3 separate regions of the Homo sapiens genome follow, and all the other regions are linked to region 2. Evidence: chromatin contacts called from ENCODE Hi-C or POLR2A ChIA-PET data. All regions are on one chromosome and are shown on one strand. Each heading gives the region's core, a stretch centred on a gene start or an enhancer-like site at or near the end of the contact. The rest is flanking DNA. Distances are from core to core; before and after follow the strand shown.

Region 1 (4,117 bases), core at 673-3,172, 1.1 Mb after region 2:
TAATCCCAGCTACTCGGGAGGCTGAGGCAGGAGAATCACTTGAACCCAGGAGGCAGAGGTTGCAGTGAGCCGAGATCAGGCCACTGCACTCCACAGCGAAACTTCATCTCTAAATAAATTAATTAATTAAATTAAATTAAAACATAAAAACTTGCTTGTGTTTTTGAACAAAGTCCAATATTTCATGGAGAGCAGGACTGGCTATGTATGTTGTGAGATCCAGTGCAAAATGAAGATGTGAGTCCCCTTCTTCAAATTGTGAGACAAGGTGAGAGTCTTCTGAATGTAGGGCCCTCTGTGACTGCACAGGTCCAGGTCCATGGAGCGGGCTCTGTGGGTGGGTTTTTATTCATGAGAGCACACACACACGGACACACGTACAATTCTCTAGACTAGTATAGAATTAACCAAAATTCACCATGAAAATTAAATCACGTGACCCCCATCAAAAAGGCCAAAGTATCCTGTGCTGGTTTCCAGTATACTTCTTGAGAATTCACTTACCATCATTGACAGAGAGAAAATATTGTTGTAATTCGTTACAGCACCAGGACCAACTGATGAGTGGGATGTTTTGGGTAACTTGTTTCCAAATTTTTAAAACTTAATAAGCATACGCAAAATGTGCTCGACAGAAAAGGAATTTTAGAGCCACCTTTCCCTCAGGGCTGGGAGCATTTGTAATACTGCGTGTGGAGGGCTCCAGCGCAGGGAACCATGATTGACAGCAGCCACCATGTGATGGATGGATGACCAGATTGATGTATTGATAAGGCCAGGCTTGCAGAAGAGAACTCTGAAGAGCAGGTTTTTCTGGTTCCAACAAATTAAATCACAGTCACATTTTTCTTCAATTAGTGACCCATATCTGTTTTCACTTTCTCCCAATCCTTCTGCTGGTCCCATGGATGCCCCCTCCCCCTTAAGCCCCCACTCATTGTCCCCACCCCTTGTCACCTGGACATTTTTCCTTCCCCTGTGATAATGGAGTCATCATCCCATGTCCTTTCTTGCAAACTTGACAGGGTATTAGAGGCATCTTCTTCCTCCTAGGCTTCTGTTGCCTTTGAAGTGAGGTAGAGCATTTGTCTATGGGATGGGGAAGAGTGAGTGTCCAGATTCCAGTTGCACCTCTCGATTGCAGACAATTTCTACTGCATCTCCCAAGGGCAAACACAAGTCACCATCATGAATTTACACTTTGTTCTCAATTGCCCACTCCAACCTCCTATCTAGAGTCACATAAGCATGAGAAATGAATGTTGTCTCATTCAATCTTTATAATCCCTTGGGCACAGATGAGAAAAAGGCTTTGGAGAGGTTAAATAACTATTAATAAGAAGAGGGATTGTGATTCGATCACTGCATTAACTGACTCTCACCATTCTTCTGTACTGTCCACAAAACTTTGCTATAAATTATAAAACAAAAGTTTAACTAGATAATCATTATATATACAAGATTCTAAATAAGCTAATTCACTCTCCCTATGGTTTCCTATTTTCTACCTCCTTCCAGATCATTCTTCCAGGTGCGGCCTCAGCTCCCTCTCCCTCGAAACCCAGTGGATGATTCTAACTTCCCGGTCACCTCTTCCTTTCCTACCAACCCCCCACTGCCACTCAGAAGCTGTCAGAAAACACATTTAAGCAAACTAAAAATAGCAAACCCAGAATACTCCCCAGCAAGGAGAAAGAAGCTAATCATCTTCAAAGAAGCTGAAAGGATTTCAAGAATGGTGAAACATTCACAAATATAGAATTGTGTTGTATAAGTTAACTGGCAATGCTGTACCACCTTGTAAAAATTCAGATAACAGCTCATGTGCCTGTAGTCCTGTACAGTTTATAAAGCACCAATGCACTTTAACTGCACAGCATATTATGGCATAGATGCCATTATTAGGTCCATTTTTACAGAGGCGAAAGCTGAGGCACACAGCAGTTGCATGACTTCCCCACAATTAGTCAATATGAGAAGTGAAGTCAGGTTTTCTAACTTAAGAGCCTGTGTTGTTTCCACTCTCCCACACAGCTATTTGTTGAATTAAATTTTCAGATCAATGCACTTTTATTTCTTCTTTTTCCAAATAACAACAGATACAATTCAGAAAGAGCTAAGAGCCTCATCTAACATTCTGCAGCTTAGACCTCCTCCTGCTGCCAAATTTAGAAGTCATGGACCTTCGTGTATTCTTTCAAAAGTTAACTAGGTTTTAAATAAGTGGAGAAAATATGGATTATTTAATAAAAGAATCTAGGACAAGTAGGAAGCTACTTGGGGGAAGAGAAACTTGGATCCAATACCTCACTTGTTACACAAAAATAAATTCCAGTGGATTAAAGATTTAAATGTGAAAATAAATCCCTAAAAAACCTAGAAGAGAACATCATTCCCATCCCTCACCATCCCACTCCACCCCATCCCACCCGCTGCTGCTTAGGGTTTAGAATCTCTGAGTGGGAAAGGGCTAAGTATGACACAAACAGAGAAGCCATAAAGAATAAGATTGATATATTTGACTACATTTAAAAGATCTGCATGTTTAAAAGTCACCACCATTAACCAAGTCAGAAGTCAGAAAACAAATCGGGGGAAGTATTTGAAACCTATACTCAGGAAGAAGACTAATTTTGTCATATATAAGCAAATCACACAAATAAATAAGGAAACACACACACCCAATAAAACATAAGCAAAAGATAGAAAGGATGGTTTATAGAAATACTCGTAGCCCTTAAATAGATGAAAAGATGCACAACCTCACTCATATTGAAGAAAAAGCAAATGAAAACTCCACTGGGATAGCTTCTTCTACATTTCATATTTGCAAGCAACCCAAAGTTTGAGAGTACACCATGTGTGATGAGCGTGAGACAACGGGCCCATCACCTCTCCGGTGTGTAATCTGAGTGTAAACTGGTACATTGTCAATGGAGAGCAATTTGCAGATTGGCAATAGCTATACAAATTTAAATGCACATATAGAGGATTTAAGCAAATTATCTGTCATCAAAATGCCATCAAGTGTAAATGATAGAACTTGGATTTGACTCCAAACCCCATGCTATTGGCACAGTCCAGAGCTGGAAGACTACACAACCAGAGCAGCCTCTATCTACACATTAAACAGCTATTTAATATGTACCTATGAATGCAAGTAACATTTTCCATTTTTAATATTTAAATTTTCCTATAGATTTAGGGGGTGTAAGTGTTGTTTTGTTACATGGATATAATAGTTATAAAAAGTCCAGGCTTTTAGTGTAGCCATTACCTGAATAGTATATATTGTACTCATTCAGTAATTTTATAATATCTCCCCCTCTGTCCCACACCCTTCCAAGTATCCAATGTCTATTATTCCACTCTTTAGGTCCATGTGTACACAAGATTTAGCTCCCACTTGTAAGTGAGAACATGCAGTATCTGACTTTCTGTGTCTGAGTTATTCACTTAAGATAGTGGCTTCCAGTTCCATCCATGTTGCTGCAAGAGACATAATTTCATTCTTTTTTTCGTGGCTGAGTAGTACTCCATTGTATATTTCATATATATCACATTTTCTTTAACCAATCATCCATTGATGAACACTTAGGTTGATTTCATATCTTTCCTGTTGTGAATAGTTCTGCAACAAACATACCATTGTAACACATTCAATTTTTAAAAACAGACTTATTTTTTAGAGCAGTTTTAGGTTCACAGCAAAATTGAGCAGAAGGTAAAGAGATATCTCACACACCTTGTGCCCTTACAAATGCATAGCCTCCCCCATTCCCAGCGTCCCCCACCAGAGTGGTACATTTGTTAGAATCGGTGAGCCTACGCTGATACATCATTGCCACCCAAATTCTGTAGTTTACACAGGAGGGTTCGCTTTTGGGTTTGGGTAAACGTATAATGACCATTATAAGTGTCATACAGAGTAGCTTCACTGCCCTAAACATCCCCTGTGCTCTGCCTAGGCATCCCTCAACTTCTTTAATTTTCATGATAAAATTGGAAGAAAAGTGTTTATTATGTATGTTTTATGTATGAAGAGACTGCAGCTCAGAGAGGTTAAGTTTATTGCCCACAGCCACATAGCTGCTAAGTGGCAAAACCAGGCTCAAAG
Region 2 (4,387 bases), core at 1,220-3,719:
TTCTAGAACCCAAGGGGCTTGGGTTTTTATTCTCCCACTGGTGTACCATCTTGAAAACTCTGACATCATAGGGTCTCCTAGATCACATGAACCAAGCACAGAGCCACTTCCACTATAGCCTGCACCTGCTGCAGATCACTTTTCTGCTCTGGGCCAGATCAAAGCTGGCAGCCTTGAAGGGAAACAGAAATCCAAGATGTCTTTGTTTTAAGGTGTGTTTAAAGTTGTGTTGTCCAATACAGTAGCCACTACCCCCATGTGTCTACTGAGCACTTGAAATGTGGCTTGTGACAAATGTTGAAATGATAATACTTTGGATATATAGTATTATATAAAATGTATTATTGGCCGGGCACGGTGGCTCACACCTGTAATGTCAGCACTCTGGGAGGCTGAGGTGGGCTGATCGCTTGAGCCCAGGAGCTCAAGATCACCCTGGACAACATAGCAAAACCCCACCTCTATTAAAAAATATAAAAATTAGCCAGGCACGGCGACTTGTGCCTGTAGTCCCAACTACTCAGGGGACTGAGGTGGGAAGATCACTTGAGACCAGGAGGTCGAGGAAGCCATGATTGTGCCACTGCACTCCAGCCTGGGTGACAGAGCAAGACCTTGTCTCAAAAAATATAAAAAAGAAAGTATTACTGGCCGGGCGTGGTGGCTCACACTTGTAATCCCAGCACTTTGGGAGGCCGAGGTGAGTGGATCACAAGGTCAGGAGTTCGAGACCAGCCTGGCCAACACAGTGAAACCCCTTCTCTACTAAAAATACAAAAATTAGCTAGGCATGGTGGTGCGCGCCTGTAATCCCAGCTACTTGGGAGACTGAGGCAGGCGAATGGCTTGAACCTGGGAGGTGGAGGTTGCAGTGAGCCAAGATTGTGCCACTGCACTCCAGCCTGGACGACAGAGCTAGACTCTGTCTCAAAAAAAAAAAAAGGTATTATTACAATTAATTTTACCTGCTTTTTTTGTCTTTTCACATTGCTACTAGAGAATTTTAAATTACATTCATGCGTTGCATCATACTTCTATTGGACAGCGATGAAGCAGCAATCACCCATTTACAGATTTACCAAGCTTGTGGACTATCTGCCACTAGCAAGGTACTGAGCTGAGTGCCGAGGAGAAAAGGCTGAAAAAGACAAAGGATCAGCTCTCATGCAAGGCTTCTTTCCTTTCACGAGATGAGTGATTAGTGTCTTGTGTGATGCATGCCAAGAAGGTGTCCCCTGGGTATGGAAGCATAGGAGAGTGGCATCCAAGTCATGCTGGGCAGTCAGGAAGCCTGTCTGGAGGAGGAGGTGGCTCAATCTCGAAAGACAACAGAAATTTATTAAATGTTAAAAGTAATCAAGGGGTGCAGGAAGAGCATACCAAGTCAGAGAAAACAGCTTGATCACAGTCTGCATGACTCTGGCTGAGTTTTTCCTCTTCAAGAAATTTTCTGAAAGCTTAGTAATTAAAGATGGCTACAGAGTTAGACTGTTCCTTCCAATCTTTTCATTTTAGAGGAAGCATGAAAGAGAAACAATCAGATAAATATGGTAGGCATGAAGCACAAAAAATAGGCCAAATCTCAAATTGCTCTCAGCAGTAATTTTTTTTTTTTTTTTTTTTTTTTTTTTTGAGACGTAGTCTCACTCTGTCACCCAGGCTGGAGTGCAGTGACACAATCTCAGCTCACTGCAACCTCTACCTCCCAGGTTCAAGTGATTCTCCTGCCTCAGCCTCCAGAGTAGCTGGAACTGCAGGCATGCACCACTATGCCCAGCGAACTTTTGTATTTTTAGTAGAGACAGGGTTTCACCATGTTGGCCAGGCTGGTCTGAAACTCCTTACCTCAAGTGATCCACCCACTTCAGCCTCCCAAAGTGCTGGGATTACAGGCATGGGCCACCACGCCCGGCAGAGCAGTAAATATTTGTATGTGCCAAATACTGGGGGCAAAAGGGAAGGGCTTCTTTGCCACATAACACAACTGGCACTTAGGGGTGGTAATGCTGACATTCTGTTTCATTCAGTCAGGAAATGAACTCCTCATACAGGCTATATTGAATAGTAATAATGGTCACCTGAAGCTGTTGGTGTTTGGCCTCCCCTGGAAGCAAGATATCTGTATGAAAGACCCACACCTAAGAAGTAATACTGACAAATGTCAGACATTTGATTGGCACATTATCTGAGGAGAGGGATTAGAGAAAGTTCTAAGTATCCATGACTCATCTATTCCTTACAATCAAAATCCAAATCATGACTGTTAATGTCTTTGTAAATGAGTCAGACCTGCTGTGGTTCAGAGACTTTTCATTTTATGTTGATTTCTAAGAATTGCATAGTTTAAGCCACCTTGACTTTTATAAGCGTAGAAACAGATGGGGTTTAAAGTAAGAACTCATTAACTGCCAAAAAATAAAAAAAAGAAATCGAGAGCTTTAACATGACATGATTTTCTGCCTGAACAGTTTCAGTTCTGCTTGTTGTGGCACTACAACAGCTCACGTGCATGAACTGTCCATCGTACATTCTGGCTTCAGAGTCTGTGGTATGAAATCCTGGTACTGATTACAATTCTTACTATTAGAGTATGTACCATGTTAGTGCATTCATAATGAAAGGTCATGAACTATTACCAAGGGTGGTGAGCACTGCTCAAGAATAGATGGTTGCTCCTTTGGAGGAAAGAGGGTTGCTTGGAGTACCCTGTCCGCCTCTCATAACAATCACTTAGTCTCAGTGTCTGGAGGGATGGGGGCACCACTGAGCCCATGAGGGATTAGTCACCAGGAGATAAACTGTGGTGACCTCAGATCTTGACTCAGGACTCGTTCTTAGCAGCCAGGGTCCTCAGTCTCCTCTGTGAGGAGGACACAGTGGCCATGTCCTGGGCTCTCTGCTGCTGCTGGACACTTTCCTGAGGTTGCTGCCCTTCATGAAGGGGAGCAGCTGTGATGTCAGCAACCAGCCTGAAGAGGGACTTACTAGGGAATGTTTCCAAGCCAACTGCTAATGCTCCCACCTATTATTTGGGAAGCATTCATTTCCTCAGATAAGCCTCAGAACAGCCCAATGCAAAGAAAACTTGATTTCATTAAAACAGAGCTAGGGGCCGGGCGCGGTGGCTCACGACTGTAATCCCAGCACTTTGGGAGGCCAAGGCGGGCGGATCACGAGGTCAGGAGATCAAGACCATGCTGGCTAATGTGGTGAAACCCCGTCTCTACTAAAAATACAAAAAAATTAGCCGGGCGTGGTGGCAGGTGCCTGTAATCCCAGCTACTCCGGAAGCTGAGGCAGGAGGATGGCGTGAACCCAGGAGGTGGAGCTTGCAGTGAGCCGAGATAGCGCCACTGCACTTCAGCCTGGGCGACATAGCGAGACTCCGTCTCCAAAAACAAAAAAAAAACAGAGCTAGGTATCTTATATTAGCTTTACAGAAAGAGGATTTCAAGCAAGCTTCGAAGAAATGTAAGAACAGAGCTTGTTAAGATGCAAGTTGCGGGGGAAAGGCCAGTAAATCTGAGAGAAACAAGAAACCCAAAACAAGAAGACAGGCCTCAGAAATCTCATCAGGCTTGAGTAGGAAATGGGACACATAATCAGATAACAGACACCACACTGCTTTGTAGTCTATACATTTATTGAGTAAAAACAAAATCAGTGTCAGACACGTTATATTTGATTGGGTTCAAATTTGGCTGATGTCCAAATGCAGCAGAGAAGAACGGTGGGGCGAAGGGACACAGTGTTGCTGACAAGGTGACACTGAACAAAACAGTTTTCCTTTAATTGTAAAAGCGGGCATCGCACAGCTGGTGTGAGTCAATTAACCAAGGCAGGGAGGGGACTCAATGTTTTACAAGCAGAGGGAAAACCAAAGTAAGCAGAGAACTTTCAAGAGAGGAGAGGGCCAGAACACTGAGAGAAAAAGCTGCAGCAGAGGCCTGCTGGAGAACAGTGGTCAGATCTGCTGGCTCACTTGGGGAACACAGTGACCACTTCATAACCCTCAGGTGGTGTGACTCGCTCCCGGGCATGCTTCTCACAGTAGATTTGATCCTCCACAAAGAAATGGCCCTTCTGTTTCAGGTTGGTGCCACAGTCAGTGCACACATAACACTCAGGGTGGCGGTGACGGTCCCGCAGCTTCACAAACACACCACTACAGAAGCAAGGGAGGGAAGGGACTCCATCAGTGACAAGCACCTGCAGGTGGCACCTGAGCAGGTGGCACCATCCTTCCTGAGCAGGGGCCTGGGGCTTCTCCCCAGGAACCCATCACAGGGGAAACCAGGGCCTCCCAACTGGCCTCCAATCATAAGGGACTTGCTTCTCCTTCCCAGGGTCCAGAGACATTTTTCCAAAAACCCCTCCTACTTCAACA
Region 3 (4,355 bases), core at 1,281-3,780, 1.0 Mb after region 2:
TATGGAAAAGAGTTAAGATGGTGCTTCGAGCCCATTGAGTTTACAATTTCATTTCTTTGAAAAGTTCCACGTCAACAGTACATTTTACCACAACAGGATGATTCTATAAAGACAACTGAGTAATCAAGTGGAAAAAAAGTTACTTTTATGTAAGCAGATGAGTGTAGTGTATGATTATCCATGGTATAATTTTGGTTTTCTATCCCATAATCTATGGTTGTATATTGCCCATCAACTACTCTGTGATCAAGCTGGACTTTGTCCCAAAGGGAGGAATCATAAAATGATTTAAGTTCTAGCACCTTTACTTAAATTCCCACCTGGATTCCCTGAAAGAGAATGCATTTCTGTATAGTTCTACATTATGGAATATGTCTGAAAACAAAAAAAAAAAAACATTTGGAATCCTCCTGTTCATTCAGAGGAAGGTGCCTAGTTAGTTTCTTTGCCATGTCTTTCTGCCCTCTCTTTCCCTCTTCCTTCTCACTGCCATGTCCCAAGTCCAGGCCTACAACCCTGGATGCTTGGGTTACTTAAGCGCTCCTCCCTCCCACCAGATCCCTGCCTCCAGTGTCCCTCCCACTCCAACGCATCCTACCAGGCTCCTTTAAGCCTACTGTCATGACATTGCTAACAGCTAACAGCATAACCTGTTCTCCAACTCCCTATGGTCAGGGCACTCACCATCCTTTGCAACCTGGACCCACCTTATTTGTCCAATCATACCAGGACCTTCAGGTCCCACATTCCCTACTCTTTAGTTTCTGCTGGACAGAAAACTCTCCTCACTATCCCACAAATGGACCGTACTTGTGTTAAGCTTTGAGTGACAGCCTCTGTATTTCCTCCCTCCCAGCACATAACATGTTTCCTCCAATTCTCCAGTATTTTATAATTTTACCCACCTCTCAAAGCCTACCTCTTAAAAGTATCTTCTCTATGAAACCTCCTCCTGCTACTCTAAGTCTCTTCTTACATTCCTTCTGTCGCTTACAGCTTCCATTGTATCACCCCCGCCCCTCATGAGGGTGTAGCTATTTGAGACCAAGGGCAAGAATGAGGTGCCTTCTTGTCCCGTCAGTGCTGATCACACAGCAGCACTCAACAGCATGTTCTTGAAATGGTTGAACACAGCTGATGTTGCCTACTGATCCCAGATCATTGATGCATTTCACATTACCTTTTACCAAGCACCTCCTAGGCATAAGACCTGTATTCTACTGTGAAGGGTTGTCCCTCTGCCAATCCAGACTTTCTCTTAAATATTGTCTCAAAAGCTTCAATTCTCTGGCTCATTGTTATCTGTGATTACTTGTCTGCTACATGTGTCACATCACCCCCTGAACATTTGGCTAAGTTCTAATATGTAGTCAGAATAGAAAACACTCCCTGAACAGAGGGGAACATCACACACCGGGGCCTGTCAAGGTGGGGGACTAGGGGAGGGAGAGAATTAGGAGAAATACCTAATGTAGATGACAGGTCGATGGGTGCAGCAAACCACCATGGGATGTGTATACCTATGTAACAAACCTGCACCTTCTGCACATGTACCCCAGAACTTAAAAGTATAATAAAAAAAAAAAACTGTTAAAAAATGTGAAAAAAAAACTGCACTCCCAGAACTTTAAAAGTTCCAGTCTCTGAAAGCCATGATGCCATTACAATGAGACAAAAAGAAGACCTTCAAAAGCAAAATTTGGGGAAGTTGTCTTTTCCATAGCTCCTTGACTCACGCCCATGGGGCCGCTTCTGGTTTATTCTTTTTGAGAGGCTTGTTATGGATATTGTTACATTGACATGAGGGCATTGGAAAGACAGATCTAATCCCCCCAAACACACTTGTCATATACACCCACAAAATAAATGAGACAATAAAACAATGAATAACAAATGATTACAGCTATCCTTAAAATTAAATAGTAACCTGCAATAAAATGGGTGAGGACTCAGTTTAGAGAAACCCTTCCTTAGAAAAGTTGGTTGCATTCAGATTCTAAAAGTTGACCTTCAGTAGAATCTAAGCCCTTGGCATTTGTTTTATTATCTTTCCAGAGCTTTACACTTTATTGTAAGAGGCAGCTAAAGCAAGTCTCTCTTGTTCCTACACATTTCTTTAAGAACTCAGTTCACTTCCCTATAGCAAGTGCCACCCAATGCTTTCCCTAAAAGCTCAGTCCACTTCCCTATAGTAAGTGCCACCCACTGGAAACTAGCAAAGCATTCCAGGATTTCAGTATTTCTGAGATGCCATAAGAGCACTGGGGGGAAAAAAAGGAGATGAAGAAGGGTATTGGGTGGGGAAAATCTTACCTCAACTTCTGACTGGCGGGGACGGTTATTTTATTAAGCTTGTCCATTCTGTTTGGTAATTGTAAGAGACACGAATAACTGTCCAGTGGTCACGTCAGCAGTTCCTGGCCCTCCTAGGGAGCAGCATGGTAAGCCTCTGGTCTCAAGGGTTCCGGCCACTCAAGTCTGATTTCTGAGAGTGCAGGCTGCTGGCAAACACCCCTGCTCTAGGGAGAAGTAAAACTTGCCCGAGCACATAGTCAAGTTTCATGTTTCTACATAATCATGTGATCTGGATAGCCAGCCAGCTTGGTGATTACTCCACTTTGTGTAAACTTTAATAATGAAACCTATTGGGCAGGCAAATTTCTTTCCAGCTGCTTTCTTTTACAATCAGATTTGTAACCAGGTTAGGACAAGTTTCTGGCTGGTCACTACTTCCTGTTTGTCCCAAACACATATAGTCTGTTTCCAGCAGGTGCATGCTATAACTGGGAACTTCCTGGGCTCAAGGAAAAGCAGAGTAATCAAGTCCATCTGAACCTCTCTTGGAGACTTTCTGCTTATTTGCATAAAGTTATGGATAAGCTTTTTCTACTTATAGAACCATTATATAAAAATGGCATTTTTGTGCTTTTTCCTACCCCCCGATGCGGGCAATACGTTTAAAAATAAATATCAGGTTGTCAGTGGCATGGTGGTAACAGTTTACTCAGAGAATTAGAGTATCTCTTTTTCTGGAGCTCTATTTAAAATGGGATGGGCAATTCTCTGTTCATCTGGGGGTAGGGATGGATGACTCAGGAAAGGGGAGATGAACTCTATCGTCAGATGTGCAGCCTCCTTATTGCCTGATAGAGTCAGGAGTTACCTCGCCGATAGCCAGATGCTTTCAAACAAACCAGGATGTACCCAAAAGTCAGATGAGAACAAATCTAACAGTTTCACAACAATGCAATTCCTACATCAGGCCATTCTGAAGTCCTAAAAGCAGAATGCCATTCCCCTCCTTGCATTTGCCTCTTTCTGTCCTGTCCACCACTTGCTCATCACACCCAGTGACACGCCAGACACGAGGCCATCTCAAGGTCAGACAGGTGGGGTGAGGCTGGGAGGAGGGAGCCATACCTGTAGGGGCTGAACCTATTCAGAGAACTCTACTTCCCTCCTGGAAGACTTTATATTTCCTTCTGCCTAATCTGAAAAATGCTGATTTACCTGTTGTTTAAAGAGCAGCCCGCAGTCCAGGGTCAAGGAGGAAGAAAATGGGAGGGAAGTGACCTTTTGTACCTGGACACACTTTTCTGCAGCCATTGAGAATGCCCTGCTCACCCTTGTGGAATAAAGTACACGTTTCCAACATTTATCAAGGGAACCAGTCTTCTCCTGGGTCAGAATACACAGCAGGACAAAGTAAAGAGCTCTCAGTTACCTCTCCTGTTGCAGACCCAAGATCTGGCTGAAGACAGTGGGGAAAGAGGAGAAGACAGAAGAGGAGAAGGAGGTGGAGGAAGAGGAGGAGGAGGAGGAGGAAGAAGCGGAGGAGGAGGAGGAAGAAGAAGCGGAGGAGGAGGAGACAGAGGAGGAGGGGGAGAAGGAACAGCGGCAGTGGTAGAGGTGGAAACCGTGGATGGATTTCTTCCCTCCTGTGCCTCTTCTTTGCACAAATGGATGTTCTGTCTTTTTCCAGGTAACCTTGATTATTCACATTCATCACTGCCTATGAATTTCTGGTTTGACCAGATGTTTAGGAGCAGAATCTTCAGAGCTGTTGAAGGGTGGGGCCCTTCTGCTTGGCCAGGACACTGACTTGGCCAGGCCAGCAAGAGAGCAGACAATGTTGCATGAGAAAAATGCAAGTGCTTGTCTCCTGCCATCATTCATTTTCCCCAATCTGGCTGCTCAATTTTCTTGCAGTGCATCCTGAAGGAGCTCTAGACCCTGCCTCCTCCTCTCCCATAGTTCCTAACTGAAAGAAACAAGTAGACTAGGATGGTAAAGGCACATACAATGTCATCAAAGATCAGGAAATTCAGGCTTCACTGAATGAAATGATAATAGTC

What was found. Hi-C counts contacts between places; a loop is a spot of excess contacts on that map. ChIA-PET counts read pairs that join two places held with the same protein, here RNA polymerase II (POLR2A). Pooled maps may share reads with other maps.
Region 1: a map with no recorded cell type shows a loop between it and region 2 (9-fold over the local background). The contact joins two enhancer-like sites. A Hi-C loop is called at or near these places in 3 of 37 single-sample maps with no recorded cell type and 5 of 50 pooled maps. POLR2A ChIA-PET finds 5 or more read pairs at or near these places in 1 of 52 experiments (WTC11).
Region 3: a map with no recorded cell type shows a loop between it and region 2 (15-fold over the local background). The contact joins the promoter of BLNK here to the enhancer-like site in region 2. A Hi-C loop is called at or near these places in 5 of 37 single-sample maps with no recorded cell type and 4 of 50 pooled maps. POLR2A ChIA-PET finds 5 or more read pairs at or near these places in 1 of 52 experiments (WTC11).

The regions. Positions count from the first base shown.
Region 1 is chr10:96,288,970-96,293,086 of GRCh38, forward strand. No RefSeq gene overlaps it. Among named protein-coding and RNA genes, the nearest start is that of DNTT, 13 kb to the right of the region's middle. Within about 2 kb of position 1,923, at least 3 of the 41 ENCODE cell types and tissues checked have a DNase peak (open chromatin) inside an H3K27ac peak, as active enhancers do.
Region 2 is chr10:95,233,947-95,238,333 of GRCh38, forward strand. PDLIM1 (PDZ and LIM domain 1) reads right to left here. Exons shown (of 7, transcript NM_020992.4): 7 at 3,626-4,165. The coding sequence ends at 3,979. Among named protein-coding and RNA genes, the nearest start is that of ACSM6, 42 kb to the left of the region's middle. Within about 2 kb of position 2,470, at least 7 of the 41 ENCODE cell types and tissues checked have a DNase peak (open chromatin) inside an H3K27ac peak, as active enhancers do.
Region 3 is chr10:96,269,039-96,273,393 of GRCh38, forward strand. BLNK (B cell linker) reads right to left here and starts at 2,531. Exons shown (of 17, transcript NM_013314.4): 1 at 2,314-2,531. The coding sequence starts at 2,360. RefSeq lists enhancers at 1,277-1,396, 1,427-1,476, 3,586-3,685, 4,172-4,221, 4,352-4,355.